Regions from separate parts of the Homo sapiens genome. Here region 1 is linked to region 2. A link is a loop called in an ENCODE intact Hi-C map of the cell type or tissue named here. Cell type or tissue: Calu3. All regions are shown on one strand. Links, peaks and the distances in the headings refer to the core of each region. The heading gives the core; the rest is flanking DNA. Region 1 has its middle 73 kb from the start of C1QL2. Region 2 overlaps LOC107985941 (a long non-coding RNA gene).

Region 1 (2,912 bases), core at 222-2,721, 89 kb before region 2:
TGGAAGTATTAAGAAGATGGAAGGTGCATCAGCCCCCTGAGAAGGCGGTGCACAGGGACACCCGTGATGAGAATATGGAGGAAGACTGAGCTGCAATTACTCAGCTCACTCAGAGGCCGCTAGGTCTGGATTTGGTCCAAATAGCTGGGAGAGATTTTTAGACCAAACTTCACAATTCAGCATTTTCTGTGTTTCCCCCTCTTGCTGGTATTCTATCCTAAGCGTATTAGACACCTCCCGATGCCTGGTGCCTTTGTCTTTGAATTTCTGATGATGGTGGCAATGTGTGGTAGGGATGGGGGATCTTTCTGACTCTGGCAGGACGAAGTGCCTGTCCATGTTCACTTTGGGGCCCATTCTGGGATGCTTGGGCCAAAGGTGGAGAGGAAGAAATGCAGGACCACAACAATATCCTGTCCCCAGGTGCTGCGCCCATGTATTTGGGTACAACTTCAAGCCCCATGGTTGTCCTAAGGCAATGGATGGGGTTTTCCACAAAGGTGATCCAAGAGAGGCAAGGATGCTTCTAATGTGGGTGAAAACATCTCAAGCAGAGTTAAGTTGCAACACTAATGATCATGCAGAAGCCTAACATTAATATAGACGTGACAATGAAATCAAAGAGAAAACTTCCAAAACTGCCACCCTTTGGTCTCTGGAGTTCTTCAAGCAAGTGGCTTTGGATGCCCAGGGATATGGGCCAGGAGAAGCTATATGAGAAGGTGCTACCTAAGAAGCTCTTGCATTCCAGGCATGAGGAACTAAGCAGGAAGCAACATCTGTGAAGTACTGGAGATCTTGCTGAGGATTTAGCCAGACATGCTTTTGACTTCTAGCTTTGGCATCTAGGAGCTGTGTGACCTCAGGAAGTTGCATAACCTGTCTCTGAGCCTCATCAATTAGATGAAGCTGGCAATACTTATCTCACAGTGCTGTTGCAAGGATTATTATTATTATTATTGTTATTATTATTATTATTTTGAGACAGAGTTTTTGCTCTTATTGCCCAGGCTGGAGTGCAATGGCCTGATCTCAGCTCACCGCAAACTCTACCTCCCAGGATCAAGTGATTCTCCTGCCTCAACCCCCCGAGTAGCTGAGATTACAAGCATGCGCCACCATGCCTGGCTAATGTTTTATTTTTAGTAGAGATAAGGTTTCTCCATGTTTGTCAGGCTGGTCTTGAACTCCTGACCTCAGATGATCCGCCCACCTCGGCCTCCCCAAGTGCTGGGATTATAGGCATGAGTCACTGCACCTGGCCCGCAAGGATTAAACTTAAAAGCACATGTAAAACACCAAGTGCAGTATCTGGCATATTGTAGATGATCACTAACAGTAATTTTAAAATTATTATTCTCATTTTCCCTGGATTTGTCTGACATGGTAGGACTACACTGGCCCTATTTTCTAAATAAACCAACAAAGGAGCAAATAAAGAGAAGCCAAGAGCAATCTGTTCTATGACAAAAAGAATAACAAATAGCAAGAAAAAACATCCACCTCCGGCCTGAGACAGCTGAGAGGACAAAGGAACATTCCAGGGGTACTGCCCCCGGCACCAAAGATAACTTCGTGGGTTAAAAGAGAAAAAAAAAAATGGAGCCTTTCAAAAGTGGTAAAGATTAGAGTGGAGATTGCATTTTAAAAACATCACTCTTGTTTAAAAAAAAAAAAAGACAAGAAATTAAAGCATTTGTGTTTAGGATGAAAAAAATAGCTAGTTTTATAATCTGCCATTTGGAAAATCAAATCTATATAAAGGAAGAAAGCTGTGAGCTGAGGCAAGAATGAGGTTTCTTGGCGACAGCTTCATTTATAAGTTTTGTGCAGCTCTTGAAGGTCACTTGTTCCAGGGACTTCATCCCACTTCGCAAACAGAAGACGAATCTGCAGTCCCTTCGGTGGAGCAGGTTATACAAGGAAACAATACATGTGAGAGGCAGCGGCACTCCTTAAGAGGTCTAAATTGAATTGCATTGACTTTTTACAAAGCCACAAATTGCTTATCTTATTCAAGTGCCTGAGTGTTTGCTTTTTGATGAGCTCGGTACAAAGATACCTTGAAGTTCGACAGTGGCTTCAGTCGCCCAATTTGAGCTGTCAGTGGAGGGGCTGGGGGCAATGCTTAGGGTACATGTTTTCTGAGCCTCCCTGCTTTCTGAATCCTTACCAAGGCCAAGGGAAGCAGAAAGGGGATTATCCTAAAAGATGATCCTAAAACAACAAGGTCTTATGAGGTTAGGCCCATTCTACCAACAAAATATATCTCCATCCAGCTCATTTCTGCAGATCAAATAAGATAACAGATGTGAAAATCAAGCAGTTTCTGGATCTAGGTAGTCAAGAAATAAAGACAGAGGAACAGCAATTCCAGCCAAATGTCACCTGTGCCTGAAGCTTTGTTTGTAGCAGCAGATTGTGGGGGCAGGGGAGTGAAATTAGGTGTTGGACTATCCGTGGCTCTCAATTTCAACTGCACAGCAGAGTCACATGGAAACTTCTTTGAAGCTTTCTGGCTATCCCTCAGCCAATTAAATCAAAATCTCTGGGTGTAAGGCTCCAGGCTTCATAATCCTATGCCACTGCCCTCATGACACTAAAAAGCAAATGAAGTTATAGACCAAGGAAAAAGGAGTAAAAAGAGGCCATGACTTGTCCCATTTGTTTCAGAAGGTTGGTGTTACTGAGTTTTATTGAGATGATGGCTACCATGTCGGGGGTGGGCGTAGGTGTAGTCACATCAGTGGCACCAGCAATGTCATTCCCCATTCATCAAAGAGACACCAGTGCTGGAAAGACATCGTCTGAAAGGCTGGAGAAGGGATGTTCTTAGTTTGGGGATAGTAGGGTATCTAGGAAGATCCCTGTGGGTGCTGGGGTTTGGATGACCTCTGGCACACAGGACTGGC
Region 2 (2,912 bases), core at 172-2,671:
AATGGACTAAGATACACATCTACGAGATACCTCCACAGCAACTCCTAGATTAGTGTTGATGGAATAACTGGGGATTGTAGCCTAGCCAAGTCGACACCTAAGACCGGCCCTCATGTCACCCAAGGACAAGACAGCGAGGTCCTGAAGAGTTTCATGAAGAGGAGGGGAAGGAGAGAGTGGGGAGCTCAATGTGGACCCCTCAATTAATTTCCCAAGTGCTCAATGAGGCCTGCCCCACCTCTCATCCAGCTCCTTGGCCAGGCCCTGCCCCCACTCACCTCTCTTATGTGGGACACGTGAGCCCCTCCAGTGTGCCAGGAGCACATGGGTACAGGCACACATAGAGAATGCCGTGTCCACAGGAAACCCAGTGAGCCTGAAGGGCCTTGGCGTGCCATTTACAGGTCACTCACTTGGGCCAGGCCTCACTAGGGATGCCAGGGTGAACAAGACGTGGCCAGTGCTCTTGAAGGGCTCCCACCTGGTGGAGGTAGCAGACAAGTAAGGGGACAAAGGCCCCTCAGAAGTACACATCTGGTGGGCCGGGCGCGGTGGCTCACATCTGTAATCCCAGCACTTTGGGAGGCCGAAGCAGGCATCACTTGAGGTCAGGAGTTCGTGACCAGCCTGGCCAACAGGTGAAACCCAGTCTCTACTAAAAATACAAAAATTAGCCAGACGTGGTGGCGCGTGGCTGTAATCCCAGCTACTCGGGAAGCTGAGGCAGGAGAATCACTTGAACCCGGGAGGCGGAATTTGCAGTGAGCCGAGATCACGCCATTGCACTCCAGCCTGGACACAGAGCGAGACTCCATCTCAAAAAACTAAAAAAATAAATAATAAAAAGTACAAATTAGGTGTGGTTATCGCCTGGAGAGCCAGGAGCATCCTTGGGAGGGGACTTGGGGAGGGGTCCGCTGGGCTGCTCTAGCCCACTCTGGGCCAGAATCGTGATTCTAATTGCAGGTAGGCTTTACCCTATCAAAGCCCCCTGGGCTGGGGACTCTGTGAAGAAGCAAGATGTGCTTGAAACCTCCCTCTCTGCTGAAAAATCTAGACAAGCTCCTGACCGGCTGCATTGCTGCTTCAGCCCCTCCTCAGGGAAGCGGGAGGCCCTGGGTCTCTACGGGTGCTCTGTGAAAGACTGCAGAGGCTGGTGGGGCTGCATTCCTGTCTGTCTGCCTAGGACAGTGCCTACTGACTTCTGACTGCTGCCCCATGGTCCAGGGCTCCAGGTACACCACTGCAATGTCACTTTGTGCTTGGGGTTCCAACTAGACAAAAGCCCCACGTTGCACAGCCCTTGAGCCGTCCCGGGTAGCATGCCCCCTGGTGGCCGTGGGCAGTTATTACCGTTAATCCTTTCTTGCCCAGATGCCTCTAGCGTAGGCCACAGCAGCCGGCCGGGTTCGTTGTGTCTGGAAAGACCAGAGAAGGGTTCCCGGAGAAAGAGGCCGTCTGATCGGAGTTTTATGAACCAGAGGATAAAGAAAGGAAGGGATTTCTGGGCCTCAGAAAACCACATGCCAACGCATGGGGGTATTAAGGATAGGGGCTCTTGAACGCCCAGGCTGGTAAAATCTAGAACGGCAGAGGGAGGAGGGGTAATTTTTCTGGTTGGTAGAAATAAAGTGGGGATGAGGAAGAGCACGAAAGTCTGTCGGCAAACCTGAAAGTGGGAGCGAGCTTTTGTCAAATCCAGGGTCAACCTGAGCTCTCATTAATTGGGAAACTGGAGAGTCAGATCCTCTAAAGAAAGTGGAAATATTTGTTCTAAAGAACCCCTGCCAGGTCCCCGTTTACGTGACTCATAAAGAGGCCTTCAGGCAGAAAGGATCCCAGTGCACCAGTAACAGAAGGGCTCCAGGACCAGAGGGAATGGACAGGGAACCACCACCCACACCAAGCACAGGCCCATTGTCGGCATGAGGAGCCTCGCCCCTGCAGATCACCTCCCAGAGGGGAGCGGATCAGAGATTAAATTCCACACCTTTCTACAAAATCATAGCAGTTTGAAAGTGCCAAGGGGAGTAGGTGAGGAGGTTTCGAGGCATGTATGCAGCCGTTTGGAGACACCAGCCATGTCGCCTGAGTTTTCTGATGTAATCCTCATAACAACCATTCCAGATTTAAGTGATTAGTCCTGTTTTACAGATGGGGAAACTGAAGCTCAGAGAGGTTAAGCAACTTCCCCAAGGTCATACAGTAGCCAAGTAGCATAAGTGGTATTCGAACCCAGTTCTATTTGGAGCCTTCACAGGCTTTTTGCTGCATTCCACAAGAGTCTGTATATTCAGAAGCAAGTCTTCCACAGCCATCATAAGTCATCCTCACAGCCGGCTGGCAGGGAGGGAACATTGCCACTGTAGCTGGGATCATAGATATCGTGGTCTCCATTTGACGGATAAGACTGAGGTCTGGAAGAGAGTCAGTCAGTCTGTGTGATAAGCCTGAACCACCCTCTCCTTCAGTTCCTCCCCTAACCCAACATCCTCCGGGTCTGGAAGGACAGTGTCTTGAGCAACTTCTTGCAGCTATACTTCTCCAGCTAATAGTCTAGAAAACCGAGCCTGGTCCCGAGTCTCCTCCTCGGGGTACGAGCCGAGGGCACTGATGGGGGTCAGGAGGTGCTGGCTAAAAGACGGTGGTGCAGGTGCCCCTGGCTTTAAGCGCGCCCAGGTTATAAAAAGCTTGGTTCCCATGCTGGCCCTAATTCTCCATGCACTGAGTACCTTAGGTCCCTTCTCTGGGTCTGTTGCTCCCCTGTAAAACAAGGGGGTGGGAGAAATGACCTTCAAGCTCAAACACCATATGTCCACCTGGGTTGGTATAGCAGATTGCATTAGTTTGTTAGGACTGTTTTAACAAATGCCACAGACTGAGTGGCTTAAACAACAGACATTTATTCTCTC

Evidence for each region. Hi-C counts contacts between places; a loop is a spot of excess contacts. Peaks named below come from ENCODE experiments on the same cell type or tissue, not always from the same donor. Only the 100,000 strongest peaks of a DNase experiment are listed, where the experiment ranks them.
Region 1: it touches region 2 in a loop (2.0-fold over the local background); 1 of 110 quality-filtered maps calls a loop at or near these places.

Annotation. Positions count from the first base shown.
Region 1 is chr2:119,084,621-119,087,532 of GRCh38, forward strand. No RefSeq gene overlaps it. Among named protein-coding and RNA genes, the nearest start is that of C1QL2, 73 kb to the right of the region's middle. RefSeq lists a silencer at 1,067-1,233. In Calu3, for the core only: no CTCF peak of the experiment used is centred there; a DNase peak (open chromatin) is centred at 1,191.
Region 2 is chr2:119,173,313-119,176,224 of GRCh38, forward strand. It overlaps LOC107985941 (a long non-coding RNA gene), which reads right to left. Exons shown (of 3, transcript XR_001739665.2): 3 at 1-2,417. Among named protein-coding and RNA genes, the nearest start is that of C1QL2, 16 kb to the left of the region's middle. In Calu3, for the core only: a CTCF peak has its summit at 1,327 (motif pointing left); a DNase peak (open chromatin) is centred at 1,319.